2 separate regions of the Homo sapiens genome follow, and region 1 is linked to region 2. A link is a loop called in an ENCODE intact Hi-C map of the cell type or tissue named here. Cell type or tissue: heart right ventricle. All regions are shown on one strand. Links, peaks and the distances in the headings refer to the core of each region. The heading gives the core; the rest is flanking DNA. Region 1 overlaps NMNAT2 (nicotinamide nucleotide adenylyltransferase 2). Region 2 overlaps LOC105371646 (a long non-coding RNA gene).

Evidence for each region. A loop is a pair of places that touch in the nucleus more often than their neighbours do. Peaks named below come from ENCODE experiments on the same cell type or tissue, not always from the same donor. Only the 100,000 strongest peaks of a DNase experiment are listed, where the experiment ranks them.
Region 1: it touches region 2 in a loop (2.5-fold over the local background); 1 of 110 quality-filtered maps calls a loop at or near these places.

Annotation. Positions count from the first base shown.
Region 1 is chr1:183,344,019-183,355,624 of GRCh38, forward strand. All of the region lies in intron 1 of NMNAT2 (nicotinamide nucleotide adenylyltransferase 2), which reads right to left. Among named protein-coding and RNA genes, the nearest start is that of NMNAT2, 69 kb to the right of the region's middle. In heart right ventricle, for the core only: no CTCF peak of the experiment used is centred there; a DNase peak (open chromatin) is centred at 5,308; H3K27ac peaks cover 1,094 bases.
Region 2 is chr1:183,438,208-183,449,813 of GRCh38, forward strand. LOC105371646 (a long non-coding RNA gene) reads left to right here. Exons shown (of 4, transcript XR_922351.2): 2 at 4,978-5,112. Among named protein-coding and RNA genes, the nearest start is that of NMNAT2, 26 kb to the left of the region's middle. RefSeq lists a silencer at 5,333-5,533. In heart right ventricle, for the core only: no CTCF peak of the experiment used is centred there; no DNase peak of the experiment used is centred there.

The sequences.
Region 1 (11,606 bases), core at 1,657-9,656, 95 kb before region 2:
TATTCTCTGTCTAAAATGCCTCTCCCTCATTGCTTACCTAGCAATTTCTACTCATCCCTCAAGCCTTGGGTTAAATGCTGAGAAGCTTTCCTAAATCCTGAGGCAGGTAAACATCATTTTCATCATCATTATACTCATCATTATCATTAGTTACCATCTATTGACAAATTATTATGTGTTAGCACTGTGCTGAATGCGATTAATTCTCACAACCGCACAATGAAGCAAGCATAATCATCTGCATTATAGATGAGGAAACCGAGGTTCGCAGGGGTGAAGTAGCCTGTCCCAGGAGGTACAGTATAACAGGGATTCGATTCCAGGGCTGACCCATTCCAAAGAGGCTGCCTTCAACCACCACGTGGCACTGCTTCCCGCTGTTCTACCGGCCTTTGTATATACCCCATGATAGCACATGCCTGATATCCATATAATTGTTTGATGGCACATCTGTCTCCTCACAACACTGTCAGGTGTTTGAGAGCACAAATTTGCCTTTTCATCTTTATATTCTCAACACTCTACTTAGAGCTGGCACTTAGTAGGTGCTTTATAAATAATAAATGAGTGGATTAATGCAGGCCTTCTCAGCCTCGGCACTACTGACATTTTGGAACAGATAATTCTTTGTTGTGGGGGCCGTCCTGGGCATTGTAAGATGTTTAGTAGCATAAACATAAATAAAGTCTGGAAACACTTCCAGAGAAGGCAGAACAGAATATTTAGAGGCCCCACGAAGTACGAGGCATTTAAAACCATACCTCATTTAAACGCTATTTTACAAATGTGAGACCAGAAGCTGAGAAAGGTAGAGCATCTTTTCCACTACCACATAGTTAGTGATGATGTAGCTTAGATTGAGCACAAACCAGTCTCCCCGGCAGGGCTTCCTCCCCATCCGGGGGCCAATTCCCCAGCTGCTCTGTGTCTGTCCTTCACTAGTTCAGAGCCACAGCGGGGAGAAGGATTGTAAAAAGTTGTCATCTCCAATCCCAACTGCTCTTCCAAGGACCCCATCTCCTCATTCCACCTGTTGTAAATCTCCCTCTGGACATCATATTGTAAACTAAAATGACACCGCTAATATACAATCTTCTCTTCTCCTCCCCCACCCCACCTTGTCTCCCCCTAGCTGACTTGCTTCTACTAACATCACCTACTTCTTCAAGTTATTAAGCCTTGAAGTCATCTTTGACTCTTTTCATCCACTACCTTCTCCCCCACTGTGGTTGAATATTTGACCCCTCCAAAATTATGTTGAAATTCAATCCCCATGGTAAATTATATATGTATATTTTACCTCAGTAAAAATAAGAAATTATTACCCAAAAAAAGGAAACTTAATCCCTAATGTGGCAGTATTGAGAGGTGAAGCCTTTAAGAGGTGCTTAGGTCATGAGGGCTCTGCTCTCATGAATGGATTAATCCATTCCTGGATTAGGGGATTAGTGAATTGGTGAATTAATGGGTTATGATGGGAGTAGAACTGGTGGCTTTATAAGAAGGGGAAGAGAGACCTGAGAGACCTCATTGGCCCTCCCACCATGTAATACCCTGTGCTATCTTGGGACTCTTCACAGAGGCCCCCCAGCAGGAAGGCCCTTGTCAGATGCGGCCCCTCGACCTGGGACTTCTCAGCTTTCATAACTACAAGAAATAATATCCTTTTCTTTTTTTTTTTTTTTTGAGACGGAGTCTCACACTGTTGCCCAGGCTGGAGCGCAGTGGCGCGATCTCGGCTCACTGCAAGCTCCGCCTCCCGGGTTCACGCCATTCTCCTGCCTCAGCCTCCCGAGTAGCTGGGACTACAGGCACCCGCCACCATGCCCGGCTAATTTTTTGTATTTTTAGTAGAGACAGGGTCTCACCGTGTTCGCCAGGATGGTCTCGATCTCCTGACCTCGTGATCTGCCTGCCTCGGCCTCCCAAAGTGCTGGGATTACAGTCGTGAGCCATTGAGCCAGGCTAACATCCTTTTCTTTATAAATTACCCAGTTTCAGGTACTGTGTTATAAGCAGCAGGAAATGAACGAATATATCCCCCCACATCTAATAATTTGTCACCCCTCACATCTGTCCCCTGATTCCCAGCTCCAATTCTACTGCTGCTGGGTTCTCCTCGCCTTTCAGCTGGACTGTTTATTAGTAGTCCATCTCTGTGATGGCCTCCAGGGTTCTTTCTCTCAGTTCCATCATTCCCACTGCTACCAGACTGAGCACCCCTGATCTCACCTTCAGGGTCAACACAAATCAGTCCAAACTCCGAATTTACCTTTACTTGCCTTTCCTCCACCCTTCCAGCCTCTTGCTCTTCGATTTCCCAGCCATAACCAACATGTTGTCATCCCCAGTGACCCACAACCTCCGTATCTCTGCTCTTACTGCCCTCTGCCTTGTTAATTAACATTTATAAATGGCCACTGGTTGGGACTGAGCTTCTGCACGAGGCACAACAGACCATACCAAAATGGAGCCCCTCGTGCTGAAGTTCCACATCACCAAGACAAAACTAAGCTGTTGATCTGACCTTCCAAGAAATCAGGAGACAGAGATAATTGCCGAGTCCCCAAACAGGGCGGTTTTAGCAGGCATGATAAGGAAGTCTCCTCTGCTTTAACCTTTACAGGGAAGTAACTTTGAAACGACCAACCTTCTTTTTGTTTTCTGTTTCTGCTGTCCTCAGCCCTTTTTTGTCTGTGAAACCAATTTCCTCTGCTCAGCTCATCGGAACACTCATTCTGTTTCACAGAACGAGGTGTTGCCTGATTCTAGAATCACAAATAAATGCCAATTGAGATCTTTAAATTAAATTTGTGTAATTTTGACTTTTGACAGCCTGAACAGCCCTACACCCCATTTTTACCCCATTATAGTCATTTCTCACCCCTTTTCTTTCTATGACAAAGCAAAAAAAAGAGCAAACACATAGAAACCCACCCTACTCTTCAAGACCCACTCAGATTCCACCTCCTCCATGAAGCCTTCCTTGACCTTCTGGGTGGGAACTCACTTTTCCTCCCTATAAACAGCTATTGCATTTCCTTTGTATCTTCTCTGACACTTAGTCACTTTCTTCTGTGAGTATTCCATCACTACTATAGAGAACAAACTCCTGGCTCATAATCTGTGAAAGGGGATAATGATAGTACCTCCCAGCTGGGCACTGCGGTTCACGCCTGTAATCCCAGCATTTTGGAGGCCGAGGCTAGAGGATTGCTTGAGGCCAGGAGTTTGAGACCAGCCTGGGCAATATAGTGAGATGCCATCTCTACAAAAAAAATAGAAACATTAGCTGGGCATGGTGGTGCATGCCTGTAGTCCCAGCTACTCAAGAGGGTGAGAGAGGAGAATCACTTGAGCCCAGGAGGTCGTGGCTGCAGTAAGTCATGATCGTACCACCGCACTCCAGTCTGGGTGACAGAGCAAGACCCTATCTCTCTAAAAATGATGATGATAATAATAATAATAGTACCTCCCTCATGGGACTGTTGAGAGGATTAAGTTAGATTAAGTACATTATTATATGGAAAAAGCTTGGGAAAGTGCCGGACACACAGTAAGCACTCTAAAAGTGTTTGCTGTTATTAGTACAATACTACCCTTGTGTTTTTAAAGCCCTCAGCACTGGACATAGGAATTATTTAAAAACACCTCTGAGTCTATAAGTGACTGCAGGAGCACTGTTTTTTTGAAATGCAGTAACAGCTGTGCAGCATATAGCAGGGGCTCCCATTCAGTCCCAGATCTTTGAATGGAAACTGTTTTTTCTTGAGTGCTACCACTCTCCTGGTGTTAGATGGCCCCTAGTCATCACACTTTTAGACCAGTTGACTTCAGCCCTTTTTATTCATGCCAACACTCTGAGTGAGCACATGTCCTCCTTAGAAACTCAGTTCCCTTCAATGACTACTTGCGCTGGGAGGGTTGAACAAATGGGGACATGTCCACTAAAAGGTAACCCCAAGGAGATTCCTGATATACCTCCCCCATTCCCATACCACTCCCCCAACCCCTCCCATTCATTTAGAAAGATCTGTCTTTGACTGCCTTCCTTTAAAAGACAGGACCTATATATAAAATGCCCTGCTCTTTTATTTTCTCAACATGGGTGATACGTTGAGATATGTGATACTCTCCTTTTCAATTTGACATGAATTTTAGTTAAAACAGTCAACCCAGCAAAGGCATCTTTTAGAGGTTTTTTTTTTCTGGTCCCTTGAATAAGCAACATGGCTTGTTTGCTCTTAAGCTGTGCGTGCGTGCACGTGTCCACAAGCATGAGTATGTAAGTGCACACACAGACCATACTGGGAATAGAAGTAATTTATTCTGGGAATGCTGAGTGAGTTGCTATTAAATCATTTCTATCTCCCTCACCATCAAAACCCATCCATTGAGCTCCCCTGTATATAAGGAACTGCACCAAGCAAAATCTAATCCAATATTAGATTCACCAAAATATTTATGTTCTTTGTTCCTAAGACCCTTTTCTCAGTCAAAAAATCAGAGAAGGAGATTGGGGGTGTGGGGGAATGATGGAGAAAATGTAAACATTTTTGCATAATACATCAGACCAGCCTTGCAGCCCAGTGTTTGGAGATTTGCTGGAACAAAAGTTCTTTCCTGATACTTGCACAATAAGGGGCATTTCAAGTAGGATCCCTTTGCTTTAATGAAACAAAAACAAAAACTTCTTTCCTTCACTCCATCCTGCCACACATTCCAGATGGAAGGAAGGTATTCTGCTTTCGGAGATCTTGTGTTTTGGCGAGATCTGAGTTCCCTATTTCAGTCTTGATGCTTTCATTAGCCAGTGAACATAACTTCCCTGAAATGACATCCCCACCAGAAGATCAGAATACAAATCCTTGGAAGTCAAGGTAGTGTCTCCTCACATTGCTTAGGAGAGATATGGCACCAGGTTAAGTCTTTGTCAGGAGAAAAGGACACCAAAGTGAACACAGCATGGACTCGGTGCACCAGGTTGACCCAGGCATGTCCACTGCAGAGTGTTACCTGCAAAACTCTGGCCCAGGTGGCTTCTGATCCCAAAGCACCCAGCTCACCTGCTCTCTGATCTACACTGTCCTAGGCACTGGTTTCTGGTATTCAGAAATAGCCCTGGTGAAACCTGTCATATGGATTATGTTTCTCCCAAAGGACAGAGCTCTGCTGGTTTGAGATCCTGAATCATCAATTTAATAACACCATTCTGCATGATGGAATGGAAAGCAGGCTTGGAAATATTTGTTGCCAAGTTTAGCTGCCTCCGCTCTTTCAGGCAGCCTGGGAAGAGCTGTCCACATTCACAGCCAACATCTCAAAGCCTTTGCCTGCTCACAAAAGGACCAGTCATCCTTAAATGGTCATAGACAGAAGAGGCAGGACAACTCACAGGCAGCTCGATGCTGAAGGCAAAGGAAGAGGGAGAAATGAAAAGACTTTAAAAGCGTTCTCTTTCCAGCCCCCGCTGAGAATTTTAAATGCCTTTGCCTCTGGCATATTTGAAGTCTGCATTTTACAGTCTGTTTAACTTACCCAGCAAGCCTTTGGGGCAGGCAAGAGCTGCGTCTTTGCATGTTTGTGTCTAGTGCTGAGTGTGCTGTTGGCACTCAGAGCAGCAGAAAATAATATGGCTAAAATCCACGGCAGCAGTGGGTGGCCTGGGCCCAGAAGGTAAAAGCCAAAGGAGAGATTTCCTATCTGCGTGGTGTAAGGAGGGCAGGAGATTTCCAGAGCTCTGAACCAATGCTGGGGAAGGAAGGGAACATCAAATATTGATTTTCTCCTGGAAATGGATCTTGGCCTTGCAGACTGGGAGTCTGGGAGGGGGAAGTAGGAAGCCCACCCCTCTGAGAAGGAAAGCTCAGGAGCCATCCCGATGTTGACTTTGCTAGAAGATGCATCTCTCAGGCCGAAATCAGGATTCCCTTGCTTGGACTGGCAGAATATAGTCTGAGGCTCCAGAGTTAGGCTCTGTCCTGGACTTGCTGTGTAACCTTGCCCTACCAGGCCACTATCCCACACATTCATACATTGAAACCCTGCTGTGCACCAGACATTGTGCAAACACTGAGCATATGAAGATATACAAGATACACACAATCCCTGCCCTCATGGAGCTCATCTTCCAAGGGGATCACTGTAGAGGGTGGTAAGTGCTGTGAATAAATGAATGGGGAGAGGTGATGGTGAAGGTCTTCTTTTTTCCTTCCTCCACACACCAAGTAAGAGCCATGAGCCAGGGTGTGCAGGAGAACAAGGGAGTCTCTGTTCCCAATCACCAGCTGAGATGGGGAACTGTCCTGGTCAACCCCTGTTAATTTGGGAGGAAAATTTGAGAGAAATCCATTCAAAGATACCCTGCAGCTGATAAAGGGAGAAGGAAAAAGGGGGAAAGAAAACAGAAAGAAAGAAGGGGCCCTCCTTCAGAAAGTGAAAAATCTTATTACCATAATTTTACCATTCAAAGACTGTAAGTTATCTTCAGTAAGGAATATGCATGTCTGACTTTCAAAGGCCAATGCTTCTCTATCAAAATTCACTTCTGTTATTAGGCTTGATCACAGTTCAGCTCCTGGAATACTTGAGTGAACAATTTTACATCTAAATGAGACTCTTGGGAGTGGAATAGAAGGAATTCTTTATGAACATCATTAAAGGAAGCTGTTACAGAAATAAAAGGAGAAATAATAATTTCCATTTGTTGTATGTCTACCATGCACAACACATTAAACATAATTTCACTTAATCTTCACAAACAGCCCTTCTGAGTAGGCATTGTTTTCTCTCTTTTATAGTTAGGTGAAGTAAGGCTCAAAGAAATTAAGTACCTTACCTAAGATCACAAAGTTATTGAGATAGCTGGGATTTGCTCCACGAGCTAGTTCACTGAGTTCAACATGTATTTGAAGGAAAATTTTCCCAGTTCCAGAACTGTGTCAGCAAAATGGCAATAAAATGTCGCCATGGAATCTTGTGCTAGGGATTGCGAGGTCCCAGAGAACTGTGTCCCATCACCGTTATTAGCCAATCTATCGTCATTCAGCATCTCTATCCTCTTCTTCAGTGCCTCATACTCCAGGTCTTATTCTTTGCTCAGCCACTTATATCTTTATCTGTTACTGATTTCATGTAAAATGATTTGCATTATAATAGGAGTTTTCTGGAGATAATACTATAATCAAAAAAGAGGCCCAAAGGCATGATAGGATTTTCAGATACTCTGACGAAGTGCATGGATTCCTGGCAGCAGGCTGTTCCCTTGATGCTAGACCCAACCTTCCCCTTACAATTCTTCATATGGGCCACAGGGCTCAGCTTTTTCCATCAAAGTGGCAGACACCCAGAGCCCTGGATGAACAGGAGTAGTGTAGTTCTAGGTGACTGAGTGAGCTCCAGGGGTGCTGAGGACACAAACTGCCAAGTCTGTGAACCTCTGAACCCTCCTCGCCTGCAGAACTTTGGAAAGGGGCTGACTACCCATTCCTGGTCTATTTACTCTTCTTTAGCATCCCCCACAGTGCCTAGAAAACCTCAACCACAGGTCAGGTACTGAACACACAGTTGGACATTGATAATATCTTCTGATTGGTTTATTCCTTTCAGCTTAGGGTCTTTGTTGAAAGGACTGAACCTCTAGAAAAGTGGTGATTTCCACACTGTTGGCAGCATTCAAGCCAAGGCAGGCTGGAGATATGGCATTGGGAATTCTTGTTCTAAAGTGTTGGACTGGGTGAGCTGCTGGTCCTTCCACAATCCTGGAGGAGGCTCTAATAGGGTCCCTATAAGAATATAGAAACCAGGTACCCTTGGAAAGGGAGACTTGAATGATCAACTCATCCTAAGAGAATGTCAATAAATCAGGAGACAAGGTGACCAGGGTGTGATTTGTGAGGACATAACTGTAAATGACCTGAGCATCAAGACAGTTGAAACCCAATGACATGCAATGTGCTACCAACAAGGACACAGTCTGAGTGGATCCCATGTAAGCCCAAGGGAACAGACATATCAATACTTATTTTCCCAGGGCTCTCCTGGGAAGAGAATGTCTAGTTCAGGGCACCTGAGCATTCTGGTATAACCCAAAAAAGTGTCCGTTGTTGGGCAGGGAGAGCTCATCAGGGGTTTCTCTTCAAGATAAAAAAAGGCTTCAAAATCGTTCACCTCCCTGTGCTCTGAAGCGCTGATCACTAAGCAAGCTTCTGATTACCAATTTAATATCCTGAACACCTTGACATTGGATAAGAGATGTGTGAGAGGCCGGGTGCAGTGGCTCACACCCATAATCCCAGCACTTAGGGAGGCTAAGGTGGGTGGATCACCTGAAGTCAGGAGTTCGAGACCAGCCTGGCCAACATGGTGAAACCCATCTCTACTAAAAATACAAAAATCAGCCAGGTGTAGTGGCATGCGCCTGCAATCCCAACTACTCGGGAGGCTTAGGCAGGAGAATCGCTTGAACTCGGGCATCGGAGGTTGCAGTGAGCCAAGATCACACCACTATACTCTAGCCTGGATGATGGAGTCACAGTCTGTCTCAAAAAAAAAAAAAAAAAAAAAAAAGAGATTTGTGAGTGAGAATTCTGGTCACTGAAATAGAATATCCACCATTATAAAATGCAAATATGGACATTTGTGTTTATATGTCAGTTTATTGCAAGCCTGGTTATTGTAAGTCCGTCTATGAGACTGGCATCTGTAAAACTAATAGCTGGTCCCGGGAACATGGTGATCACATCAAGGCCCTGCACTGTGGAAAAGGCCTCACCTGGTTGAAGCCTTGAAGTCTCAGGCAGCCCCATGCTCACCCCTCTCTGACTGAAGTACTTTGCAGCTCTGAGATTCTGTGATTCAAGAATTCTCTGACTGCTGCTGAGATGAAGTGCTAAGGGGCCTGCATGGCCTGGGCATACAACTGACCAAATGGGCAAGGGAATATGAAGAGGGGGTCAGAAAGGAGGCTCTAGCCATCTTTTTCTGAATACATTCTCTTTTTTTTTTGAGATGGAGTCTCACTCTGTCACCCAGGCTGGAGTGCAGTGGCATGATCTTGGCTCACTGCAACCTCTGCCCTCCGAGTTCAAGTGATTCTCCTGCCTTAGCCTCCCAAGTAGCTGGGATTACAGGTGCCTGCCATCGTGCCCGGCTAGTTTTTTGTATTTTTAGTAGAGACAGGGTTTCACCATCTTGGCCAGGCTGGTCTTGAACTCCTGACCTCAAGATCCACCCGCCTCGGCCTCCCAAAGTGCTGGGATTACAGGAGTGAGCCACTGTGCCCAGCCCTGAATACAACCTCTTAAAAAGACAGAGACTAGGGCAAAGGTTCTCAGAGATCTTTCCGAAACAGTCAGTAGGATCTTTTCCATTCATCCTTCTCCTTTTGATATTTTCTCAAATCAGAAAAGTTGGAAGGTTTTGAAATGCCCTAAAAGAGCTTTAAGCTAGTAGAAAATCTCACTCCATTGGAGACTTAAAGTCAATCATTCTCTGAGGATCATGCAGCAGACCAGGGGAAAGACACATTGTGAGGTGGTGTTTCTGGGGCCTCTATCCTGAGACCACATCACCATGTGGAAAACCATCTGAAACTCTGCCAAATGCCCAGGACCCAAATCATCACAAATATCTCCAATCTCAGACATGAAATTGAAGAAATACAACAGGTTTTCAAAGTAGCAGTTGACTCACCCACGTATTGCTGGATTGCTGGTCTCAAAAAAGAGGTGGCATTACCATTGCCATGGGAACCTCCACTTTGACTTACTGGTATTCAGACCTCCAGCTGGGAACATCCTGTTCCTGTCCCTGATTGTGGCTCATGACCTACTTCTACTTGCTTGAGTGAGAGGCCCCAGTGAGATACCTGGGAGTCAGGAAGCTCCAACCCCCTACTCTGGAATTGGCTCCATTCCCTCTCTAGCAGAGGGCAAGGCATATCACTCCATGGTTCAGTGTTGCCACAGTTCACTAAGGATGGCAATGACAATCTTTCTCTGATGAATGTTTTATGAGTTTAGTAGATAAAATTTGAAAGGGATGCAGAGCCTGTGTGTCTGGACAATCCTTTTTCCCCACCATGTTTGTCACATAGGGAGCCCAAGCCCACAGGTCTTGTTCCGCATGGCCAGAGCCTTGCCCTTATCTTCAGATAGTCAATTGCTGCAGCAAATAGCTTACCTAGCCCAAGTGACAAGTGGATATAGTCTGGCTTGAAAACAAAGAGATGAGAGGCGAAAGAGATGAGAGAGGAGGAAGGACAATGAGTAAGGTTAGATAAAAACTGTCAGTGGATATGGACACAAAATTTTCATCACTTTCTCAGGAATCATCGTATCTGTCCTGCTGTTATAATTTAATCTTACTTGCCTGTGACCATCTTTAATGTCTTTTTTTTTTTTTTTTTTTTTTTGAGATACTGTCTCACTCTGTCCAGGCTGGAGTGCAGTGGTGTGATCATGGCTCACTGTAGCCTTGACCCCCCAGGCTAAGGTGATCCTCCTACCTCAGCCTCCTGAGTAGCTAGGACTACAGGCATGTGCCACTATGCCCAGCTAATTTTTGTATGACCTTGTTTATAGAGACAGGGTCTCACCATGTTGCCCAGGCTGGTCTCGAACTCCTGGGCTCAAGTGATCCTTCCACCTCGGCCTCCGAAAGTGCTGGGATTACAGGCGTGAGCCACTGTGCCAACCATCTTTAACTTTTTCCTCTTTCTCTCCTATATCCAATCCATCACCAAATTCTATCAGTTTTATATTCAAACAATATCCCAGAGTTACCTACTTCTCTCAATCACCACAGGCACCACCTACCTACCACAAAAGCAACCATCTTTTGCCAAGACATCTGTAAAAGCTTCCTAACAACCATTTTTGCTTCTCTCCAACACATCTGCCATACAACAGTAATAAGTTAAATTTTCGAAACATATATCAGAACATGTCAATTTTCTGCTCAACAAAGGCTCCTTCCATTGTGCTTGGGTTAGACCCATGGTCCTTCTACTCCACAGGCCCTGAATGGTCCATGCAACCCCTGGCCCACCCACTGCACTGTAGCCATGCTGGTGTCCATTCTCCCACTCCCCTTGCCCCTTTCTTCCTCAGTTTCCACATTCTCACCCCTTGCATCCACCTTTCTCACCTATTCATCCTTCAAGGCTCTGTTCAAATGCGATTTCCTCGGAGAGGACTTCTGAGACTCTTCCAATCTGTGTTAGGTCCTCCTCATATGCTCTCCCAGAAGCCTCTTATTTTCCCCCCAGGGAAGTTCTCTCACAGTTTGTTATGATATATTAGTGGTTCTCCAAGTGTGTTTCCAGACCAGTGGCACCAGCAGCACCTAGAAGCTCCTTAGGAATGCAAATGATTGGGCGGCACTCCAGGCCCACTGAATCAGAGACCGAGGGTGGGACCCCAATCTGTGTTTTAACAAACTCTTCGAGTGATTCTGATGCACATTAAGGTTTGAGAACAAGGCCCATGTTGCTATTCCTGTGGCAAACTGATTGACATCCGTCTCCTTTACTTGAGTGAAAACTCCATGAACTCATTGCCTGACACAGAGCAGACACTTAATAAAATTGTGTTGAGTGAATGAAT
Region 2 (11,606 bases), core at 2,437-10,436:
GGAAAGGGAAGGGAAAGGAAAAGGGAAAGGGAAGAAAAAGGAAAGGGAAGGAAAAAAGAAAAGGAAAAGAAAGAGGAAGGACCTTACACCTATGCAAAAACGAACTCAAAATGGATCATACACCTCAATGTAAAATGTAGAAATAAAAAACTTCTAGAAGAAAAACAGCATTTTGTATGATCTTGGGTTTGGTGATGAGTTTTTAGATATGAGACCAAAAGCACAATCCATAAAAGGAAAAATATGAAAACGGGACCCAACAAAATTAAAAACTTTGGCTTTTCCACCAAACATGCCCTCCCCCCCCCCCACACACAAAAATGCTGTTAGTAGAATAAAAATACAAGCTACAGAAAAAGTTCCAAATCTTATATCAATAAAGGACTTACAACCAAAATACAAAGAACTCATAACAAGAAAAACAAATAAAGCAATTTAATAATAAATTAAAGACAAAAAGAGATCTGAACAGATACTTTTCCAAAGAAGATACACAAGTGGCAAATAAGCATATGAAAAGATGCTCACAATAGTCATTGGAGAAACGCAAATGAAAACTGCAATAAGATACCTCAACATACCTATTAGAATGGCAACTTTTTAAAAAATGATAATTCAAAATGCTGGTTAAGACATGGTGCAACAAGCACTCTTGTTCATTCCTTGTGGTAATGCAAAATGGCAGAATGAGTTTGTCAGTTTCTTACAAAGTTAAACATACACTTATCATGTGGCCCAACAATACCACTCCTAGGTAATTATCAAAGTGAATTGAAAACTTGCATTTATAGAAACCTATAAATGAATATCTATAGCAGCTTTGTTCATAATTACCAAAAACTAGAAGTAACTGAGATATCCTCAAGAGGTAAGCAGATTAACATATTGTGGTATATCATGCAATGGAATACTACTCAGCAATAAAAAGAAATTAACTATTGATTCACACAACAACATAGATGAATCTTAAATAAATTTTTGCTAAGTGAAAGAAGCCAGACCTAAAAGATCACAACCTATTTTATTTTATTAACATGACATTCTGCAAAAGGCAAAGCTCTAGAGACAGATAACACAGATCAGTGGTTGCCATGTGTTGAGAAGAGGTTGACTGCGAAGGGATCACACAAGACAATTTTTAGGGTAATAGAACAGTTTTGCAAGATACTGTGGTGGTAGATTCATGACTCTATGCATTTGTCCACATTCACAAAAGGTACATTTATTCTAACTAAGGTATAATGTATTATAAACCTAAGTGAAATTTACTGTGTACATTTTTTTAAAAAATCAACCACGATGTGGGGAGATTCCAGGATGAAATGCAGACTGACAAATCTGTGTTACAATTATATGACATAACCTGACTAAAACGGTTGGGGAAAAAGGAGCTGACCTAAGTAACTTTGGAAATGTGTTTTAACTGGATACTGTAAAGCTAAAGCAAAATCAACTGTGCATAAATGCTTTTCTTTAATTGGTCATTATGTTTCAGGCAGGAGTATAAGTTAGCAGTTCTGAAACTACTTTACATGTATACTAAGGCTGAACAAATAAGTAAATAAATTGTAGTTAATGGAAGCCAGCTTTCTCACTGTCAGAGAAAAAAGTTACAAACAAGCAAGCAGAGAAGACTGAAATAAATCCTGTGGTTCTAAATAAAGTTGGCAATGACAATATGAATTCAATGTGTGTGTGTGTGTGTGTGTGTGTGTGTGTGTGTGTGTGTCCCATTTGAGACTCAGAGTTTAGGGTTTTTCTTGGGGGCTAGTGCTAAAAGGCATTCTCTGCCTGGAAACTGTCAAAATATCAGACTCTCTGAAGGAAGTGGTAATTCAGTGCCTCAAGGGCAAAACAGCCTTATCAATACAGGAGACTTTTCATGTTGGTTTGGGGAACTTTTCACAAGCCAGGTTCCCAGATGTCAGGAAAGAGTCAATCTTTAAGCAGCCTCTTCTAAGGATATCAGCCTTGGGTTTGCTTCTTTGTTGATTCTTTCCTGTATAGGGCATAACAAACAAGACACAGGAGCCAACCTGAAACCACCCCCAATAACCCAAAATTGGATTACAATCCAAACAAACTATATATATATATAGATAGATAGATAGATAGATAGATAAAATGTAATTTCATTCCATACAATAGTATGGAATGAGTACAAATAAGTAAATGAATAAACAAATAAATTAGGGGAAGAAGAGCAAACCTTCCTTAGAGAAGAATTCTAAATTATAAGTGTAGAAGGAATGAGGGACATTTAAAATCACCACTAGAGCACCTTAGTAATAACTGCTGCAGGTAAGATCCACTAAAATTTGTAGGTAAAACCTTAAGGAGAAGCAGCATATTTGTGTAGCCTCAAAGTATCTCATCAAAAAAATATTTATTAATTATTGTGGTAGCTTAAACATATGTCCACGAATTATTTGATAAACCTTCGTCTAGAAGGTGAAGCCTGATTCACTTCACAGGATTGGATAGTTGAGCTGGTAGGTGTAGGGCCTGCACAGTCAAATCAGGGGCATGTGTAGCTCACTTACTTTGAGTGTAGATTGGACTTACTGATTGTTTCGAATGAATAGAGAATGGAAAGGGAAAATGGTAACTTTACGGTGAAGAAACCTGGCAGGCACTACCTTAACCAAGTGATCACAGTTAACGTCATCAGTAAACAAGTTATATTGATCATGTACCCTCAATATGATGTGATGAGAGGACCACTCTACCTCCATGATATTGTTTTCCAAAAATCCATAATTCAGTCCAATCATGAGAAAACTTCAGAGAAAGCCCCATTCAGGGATATTCTATGAAATACTTGATGAGTGGTCTTCAAAATTGTCAAGGTCATGATAAAACAAGGCTGAGGAACAGATTGAGGGAGACTTAGACATGATGATTAAATGTGACACGGTCTCCTGCATTAGATCTCAGAACCAAAAAGGAAACATTGGTGAAATCTGAATGAAGTCTGCAGTTTAATTAACAGTATGGCACCAATAATTTCACAATTTCAATCACTGTACTGTGGTTATATAACATTAGCAGAAACTAGATGAAGGATGTCCATGAACTTTCTGCACTATATTTGCAACTTTTCTGTAAATCTGAGCTTATTTCAAAATAAATGTTTTTAAAAAGTACTTGCATTGGCACATACTAGCTAGTATCTCATGTTAGCTTCTCTTGGTTAATTCACTTGATAACGCAAGAGAATGATAGTGCTGGGAAATCTCTCTTGTTGCCTCTACTCCAAATAAAAAGTGTTTTTCTAAGGATAAGTGATTGTAGTGGCATTTATAATTGCTTTAGTCCATTCAGGCTGCTATAACAAAGTACCATAAACTTGGTGGCTTATAAGCAGCAGCAATTTTTCAAAGTTCTGGAGGCTGGGAAGTCCAAGATGAAGGCACCAGCAGATTCAATATCTGGTAAGGATCTGGTTCACAGGCACTTTCTCAGTGTGTCCTCACTTGATGAAGGGGGTGAGAGGTTTCTCTTCAGTCCCTTTTATAAGGGCACTAATCCCATTCATGAAGATCATGACCTAATCACTTCCCCAAAGGCCCCACTGTTACTGAGCAAAAGGGCTCACTACCCAAGGCACTAGACCCAAGGCACTAGAAGCCAATACTATGGCACCAGGTTTTTGAGAAAAGCTTTTATTGTGAGTCAGTCAACAAGGAGAGAAGAGTCCAGATCAAATCTGTCTCCCTGTGCTGGCTTTAAGGCAGTCATTTTATTAGAAAGGGTTTATGGGGTAGATTCTGGGATTAGTAGGTGATTGGTGGAAAGAAAGGGGAGGTCTGGAAAGTCCTCAGGCATGCACAATTATCTCTTCATGCTACCTCATGAATCACATTTGCAAATTTGGGGAACTTAGTAGGAAACATGGTGGAAATGAAAATTTTATCCTGCAAAGACTCCAGTTGACCATGCTGGTTCCAATCAATTTCAGCCTTTTTTTTTTTTTTCTTTTTTTAAATATCACAAGCAGAGGGAGTTTCAGCATTTCGGCAAGTTGTTTCTTTTCTTATCTGCTCTCATACAAGCTCAAGAATTTCTGTTATTCACTGGCTTCTTTAACTCTGTGGCACAATTTCACCTCCTAACAGTACCATCATCTTAAGAGTTAGGATTTCAATATATGAATTAGATAGGGACACAAATATTCAGACCATAACAATAAGCGTGGGAAATTTCTTTGCCCTTTAAATGAACAATATCATGATGAGAAGATACCAGGCTGACCCTTTTAAAAGTTAGTGCTTCTAACCAATGTCAGTTCTGAGTAGCTGAGGACACCGTGGTTTCATTGTCCTGTTAGTGGAGAGTGGTTTTCAGAGTGTCATCATGGCTGGAGAACCAGGTCTGGACACACGATCACTCAGGGGCAAGGTGAGTGAGCTACACATGCCCCTGATTTGACTGTGCAGGCCCTACACCTACCAGCTCAACTATCCAATCCTGTGTTTTGAGGCTGTTTGGAGGTATATGATCCAGGATGCCTGAATCAAACCAACACTAAAACCAGAAATACCTAAAAATGAGGCATTGTAAAAATGATGGCAAATATTGTTTCGGTCTATTTCAGCCTCGTTTCTGTTTTTTTTGTTTTTGTTTTTGTTTTTAATGCTTACCACTGGCCCTAAGCATTCTAGGTGCTAGTTACTTCAACAGTGGTCAAGTGAGAGGCTGGGGAAGGGTGGAGCGGCAACTTTGGAATATGGACTTGTAAAGCTGTTTTGTATTGTTACCTGTGCTTCATCCTATATTAAAATGTTTTTTTCTTTCATTGGAAAAGAGCTTTGTAGTTTTACCTTGGCTAAGCTCTTTCTTACTCAGCGGCTTTTGCAAAGCTACAGTGAAGTCATTTTTGCTTATTATTTGTGCTTCTACCTACTTCCAAAAAGAATCTAAGATGACTTATTCCCCAAACAATTGTGCTAACCTTAGGCCTTCATTCTCTTCCAGACCATCTGTTCCTCTTTACCATGAAGTCATAGTACTATATTTGTGACAGCACAATCATTTCCATGGCAACAGGATGTGGTCCTCATCACTGAATCCTGATTTCACTCTGACAAAGATCAAGCAGCAGGGGATTGGGTAGTATATTCCGACATTTTCTATTCTTTTTCAAGTTTAGCATCTCTCTGAAGAAATTCCTACTTTTGATTCTAAAATTTTATACTCAGCCTAGAAATATGTTTTTGCAGAGTTTACATACGAAGTATTTGCCCAGCAAATAATTAAACATGCAAGCCAAAAATAATTTTGTGTGATTTGAGAAAATTCACATAAATCTATACATACACACACTATGATATGTAAACTTGCTTGAAAGTGAGATGATTAGCAAATGCCATTCTGGTTTGTATAAAAGAAAAAAGAACAGCAAATCCATTTAAAAGACGAGAAACTTCTAAGCCTAAGAAATTTGCTTTGATGACTGTGATAAGCAGTGGAAGGGACCTGACCTAGTTCTTACTCAATGCTTTCCTTATCTTCTTCAGCACAAATAAGACACAAAAGGGCCTTCCCATGTGAGCTCAGACTATCTGACCAGGGAAAGATAGTTGGATAGCTTTATTAATATGAATGACCAATATTCCTATAATTCTGTCCATTTGCTTTGATTGCACACAGTTTAATTACACAGTCTTTGGAGAAATTCCTTAGAAAACTATTGCTATACTATGCAATTGAGTTAAAAGTATAAACTTTAAAAAGGGAAGTAGTTACTACAGCATCAGAAAAAAAAATACCTAATTGGTCCATTAATTTAGCAGCTTTACAGGACAGATGGCAAAGACTGTTATAATGAGGCTCTGCTAGACATATTACATAACATAATATATATCATATATATTGTATATAGCATGTTACATATGTGTAATGTCATATGTATTATATAAGATATATGTGTCAGAGAAAAAGAGTAACTTGTAAGACTTGATCATGTTCCCTTCTTCTGTTCTCCTCCAGCTTCCTTGTTGAGTCTAAGGGGTAAGTCGGGGAAAGAAATAGGGAGAAAAGTTGGTAAGGGACAGAAAGAAGAACTGAAGGAGAAGCTAAAGCAATTTACATTAAAAAGAAAAAAAAAGATAAGAATTACCTGCAGTGGAAAAGATCTGGAAGGAAGGGGAAAGGGACAGAGAAAGTAGGGAGGTGAGAGGTGAAGAGAGTGATTGAAATCTGAGCAGGAGCATTTGGACAGCAGCTGCTCTGCAGCGTGGGGCTTTGGGGAAATAGGAAAGAAGGATTTTGACTAAGTTCCATTGTTTGCGATGGGATGTGATTCATCACTTTGCTACTTCTTCAAGAGCCTTCAGTGAAAATAAATTATTTTTCAAAGCTCATTAAAGGTGGATTTGTGATTCTTTTGAATGAGACAAAATATTCGGATGGACTCTAAGGCTACAGAAAGCCTTATTCTGATTTTACAAATATATATGTAAGCAGCCTCTCTTGAGGAAAATAATAAGTGGTGCTATCATTGACTGCTATCTCTGACCCTCGGAGATTATGTTGACCAGAGCTGTCCCAGTCCCAAATAATGCAATATTTGCAGTAGGTACTGTCCAGAGATGGGTGGCCTTCCATGGTCTGGAGTTTCTAACTCTAACGAAACTTAATTTTAGCCTTAAAGGATTTAGGAACTTAGAAGAATCAAATGTGGAAGGGTAGAAAAAGACACAATGATTGCTTCAGAGAGCCCTAGTGCCAAGCCAGTTTTTGAGGCCTACAAGAAGGCAAAGGATAATTACAGAGAGCATCATGATACCTAAAGGACAGGCTTCACTGACAATTGTAGTATTAAGGCCTGCTTCAATCTCACATTGGTCTGAGTCTTATTACAGACTGTAGTTTCTTCAAAAAATGCAGAGCCTTTACTCACGCATAGGAGTATGGTAATAAGTGGGAAGGAAGTCCTTCTGTGAAGGTCATCATCACTTTTGATCTCATCATTATTTTCCTAGTGTGAACATCATAATAGAGGTTATGTAATGATTCAGGGGAGGGCAAGGTAAGACAAGGTGAAAATGATCATCAGGATAGAAATGGGAGGCCAGGGCAAGAGTAGGAAGGCTCAGCGATTCCCAAGTGTCCCACCTAACATTAGTGCATGAGATGCACGGTGATAAAAAAGAGTTCTGTGAGAAGACAATTTTGGGCACAGTGTATAATTGTTTTTCCCTTGGAAAAATACCCACTTGCATGCTATAGGCTCTGAGAAGTTCCAACAAGAAAAAAATTTCTGCTTAAACTACTGTTGCCCAAAATTATTTGATCATAAAACACATTTTAGCAACAACTATTAACATTCCAAGAGACTGGTATTATTCAGAACATACATTGGCTAATATTGGGGCAGATGATGTATCTAAAATCACCTCATAACAGGTTATATTACTGTGATAGCTTTAAAAAATACTGAAGGGCACTGGCCTACTGTCAACCTGTATTCAATTACTGTGACTTTTGGCCTTCCTATAATTTTGGTGTAGGACTTCACCCTACTATACAATCATGGCTTGCTTCATAAAAACTGGGTAGGGTTTGTATGTAACACTCTACAAAGCTTCATCCCTTCCTTCAGTGCTCCCAAATGCTCATTACCTTCATGATGCCTGTTACTACCCAGAAACTCTCATTTGGTAAATCTCCAGGACGTAAACTTTTCTCTGCAGGACTGCATGCATCAGTGTCTTTAAACTCCCTCCCACCAAACCAATCTTATTTTTCAAGAAACAGCTTTCTGCTAGGGAACCAACAAAAATATCCATCCTAATGTCTCCAGGTTAGCCAGGTTACATATTTGCAGCCTGACAGGGACTTCCTGAAAATGTAATGCCTTTATCCTAAAATAAAAATAAAAGAAGTTCCATGGGTAGGGATTTCCAGAACTGGGACAAGTTAACAAAAGGAAATGTTTTGAGTTAGATGGGCCTTTAATGATCCACAGATAATATCCCTTGAGAAGTTGCCTGTTCTCTTTAAAAGAAGGGGACTCAGTCAGCAGGGTGATGCTCTCTTTGAAGGAACCACGCTTGACTGTGTGATATATTTCTTTTAAAAAATACAAGAATCACTGGCACAGAGTCTCATAAGTGTGTGTAGGGGAGGTATCTACATTTAATTAATAAATAGTGTCTCTGCTTGGGTGTGGACTTTAAACTTTTTTTTGTTTATTTTTGAATAGGTAACACACTCATGTATACAAAATCAAAAGGCATATCGTGAAAAGTGAGTTTCTCTTTTTTCTCAGTGATTCTGTTTTCCTCCGCAGAGGCAACCACTATTACCAATTTCTTAAATTTCCTTCCATGGACATTCTATATATAAAAATGTATATATGTATTTTTAAACATATATAATTTTTCTTTTTTTACACAGATGGTAGCGTAATATACATACTACTCTCTATTTTACTTTATCTTTTCATTTATCAAGATATCTTAGCTACCTCTCCATATGGAGAGCTAGTGACGTGGCTATTTTAACAGCTGAGTGTTGTTCACTGAATGCCTGTGCCATTTTGTTTTGCCATTCTATTGAGGGATATATATGTTGTTGCCAATCTTTTGTATTATTAACAATATTGCATTGAACAGACTCACTGGATAAATACCTAGACATGGAATATGTGTCAATATGTATGTGCATTTTTACTTTTGAAAGATATTTCCAACTTTCTCTCCATCCCTTACACATCCATCAACTATTTATGACTGACTACTTCCTCAAACTTTCATCAAAACAATATCTTATCAAATGTTTTAATCTTTTACAGTTTGATAGGTGAAAATTATATGTGTGTGTGTGTGTGTGTGTGTGTGTGTGTGTGTGTTTATAATGCAGGAACCAAAGAGAGAAGTTGCAACTCAGGTAAGTAGAGTGGTGCTGAATTAAAATAATAAGTTTACCTTAGATAAAAAGTAATTTGAGATTTAAGTAGGTTACTTCAAAAAATTAAAGACGGCCAGGCACGGTGGCTCACGCCTGTAATCCCAGCACTTTGGGAGGCCCAGGCAGGTGGATTACAAGGTCAGCAGATCGAGACCATCCTGGCTAACACAGTGAAACCCCATCTCTACTAAAAATATAAAAAAATTAGCCAGGCGTGATGGCAGGCACCTGTAGTCCAAGCTACTCGGGAGGCTGAGGCCGGAGAATGGTGTGAACCCGGGAGGCGGAGCTTGCAGTGAGCCGAGATCGCGCCACTTCACTCCAGCCCAGGCGACAGAGCGAGACTCCGTCTCAACAACAACAACAACAAATTAAAGACACTTTCTACCAAGAAGGATTACACATACATAATTCTGACGGACACTTTTAGAAAAGGAGGAAAACCCATAATCTCCTGAGAGTTTTCTAGCTTCACAATTCTGTGATTTCTGTAATTCCATGGAATAAGAAAGTACTGAACAGTGAGAAGAATACTTTCATTACCGATCCATCCATGATCACAGTTTAGAAAATAAAGGGAAAACGTTTCTTTTGTAAATCACTAAATATAAATCAGGAGAAAAGAGGGAGACTACAGTTGTCTCCACTTCTGATTTACCTCAGCCTGCTAGTCTGGTGGCCACATCCAGGACCTTAAAATCAGCTGGAGCCATTCAACCTCCCAAATTTCAGATTCATGCCTCTTACCATTTGATCACAGCTTCTGGCCTTCCATCCACCTCATTTCATTATTGTCACCACATTTGTTCTCTCAATTGACTAGGCCTTTCCCCTTTCCTCTTTCTCCACCCAAGACTACCCACTTTTCTCCCCAGTGAGAAATTTAACTATATCACTATCCATCTTTGCTTCCTTCTTTCCTAACATAAACATGCACTATAAACTTAGATGTTTATGAAATACTTAATTTTTCTGTGAATAAATTCAACTTCAATTGCAAGCCTCCATCTTAACATATAATCTTGGCAAATTCTCTGCCTTTCTCTGGATTGTATCTACATTTTCAGAGTTTGGGGATTGTATTATGCAGTAGGGGGTGGACGGGGTTTCAGGGACCCCTGCCACACATACTGCAGCCACCTTCTCCTTGCACTGGCAGTCTGCAGATCACCATCATCAACCATCTGACTGTCAGAGCATGCTGGATGCTGCCAGGCTGTCAACTCCTTCAGGCCCTCAAGTGCACAGGAAGTCATTCCTCTGCTGCACTGCTGCATGAGGTTGGCTTGGGCCCATGCTCCTAGACATCACTCACATCACTCAGTCTTTCTTTGTCCTTTCATGAAAACAAACAAAATATTTCAAAGTATGAACAATAATATAAACCATCCACGTACTTATCACCCCAAATGAACTAATGTTACTGTCTTTTCATATTTCCATCAAAGTATTTTTTAAAGAAATAAAGATAAAGGTCAAGTCTCCCATATGTCCTTCCTAGCACAATTCCTTTACTTTCTTTACCCCCAGAGGTAATCACTATCATGAATTTGGTGCAAATCTGCTAGTCCATGTTGATATGCTTTTGTTTGACATAACTGTAGAAAAACACAATATCTTGTATTGTTTTTTAAAAGTATATGCACACAGTATCATATGGATATAATATGCTGCAACTTAATGTTGCAGTCAAAATATATCCATATATTGATATAAAGTCAGTCATTTTAATTTCTGTACTGTCTATCACAGAATGAATACATAACAGTTTCTTCCCATTCATTCATTCTTGGGTTGTTTCTAGTGTTTTGTTGATACAAACAAATATTGCAACAACTATCCCTTCCTATCCTTTTTCACTGTATAGTAGTCTCTCTCACAGTAAATGACATCACCAGGCACTGGGCCTAGGTGCTCCGCCAAAAACTTCAGTCATCCTTGAACCCCTTTCCTCACATCTCAAATCCCCATCAAGTTGTCTGTTTTGGCTTCAAAATATATTCTGGATCCAACCACTTCTCAACACTTTCAACCAATCCAAGTGACCAACATCACTTTCCTATGATTGCAATTGTTTTCTAATAATACTACACCCTACAGTCTCTTCTACACAGAACAGCCAGAGTGGCCTTTTAAGAATGCACTTTCGATCAATAGTATCTGACATGGTTTGGTCGTGTTCCCACCCAAATCTCATCTTGAATTATAACTCCCACAATTCCCATGTGTTGTGGAAGGAACTCGGTGGGAGGTGATTGGATGATGGGGGCGGGTCTTTCTTCCACTGTTCTCGTGATAGTGAATGAGTCTTACGAGATCTTATGGTTTTAGAAAACGGGAATTTCCCTGCACAAGCTCAGTCTTCTCTTGTCTGCTGCCATGTGAGATGTGACTTTCATTTTCTGCCATGACTGTGAGGCCTCCCCAGCCACGTGGAAGTGTAAGTCCAATAAACCTTTCTTTTGTAAATTGCCCAGTCTCAGGTATGTCTTTATCAGCAGTGTAAAAACGGACTAATACGGTATGCCTGCGCAAAACCCTCCAATGGCTTCTCGTTCCGCCAAAAAGTCCAAACTCCTTACCTTGGCCTGAAGGCCTTATGTGATGTAGCCTTTGCCTATCTTCCAGATTCATCTCTTGCCACTTTCCAGTCACTAACTCCACTCCACCTCATGGGCCTTCTTCCTTTC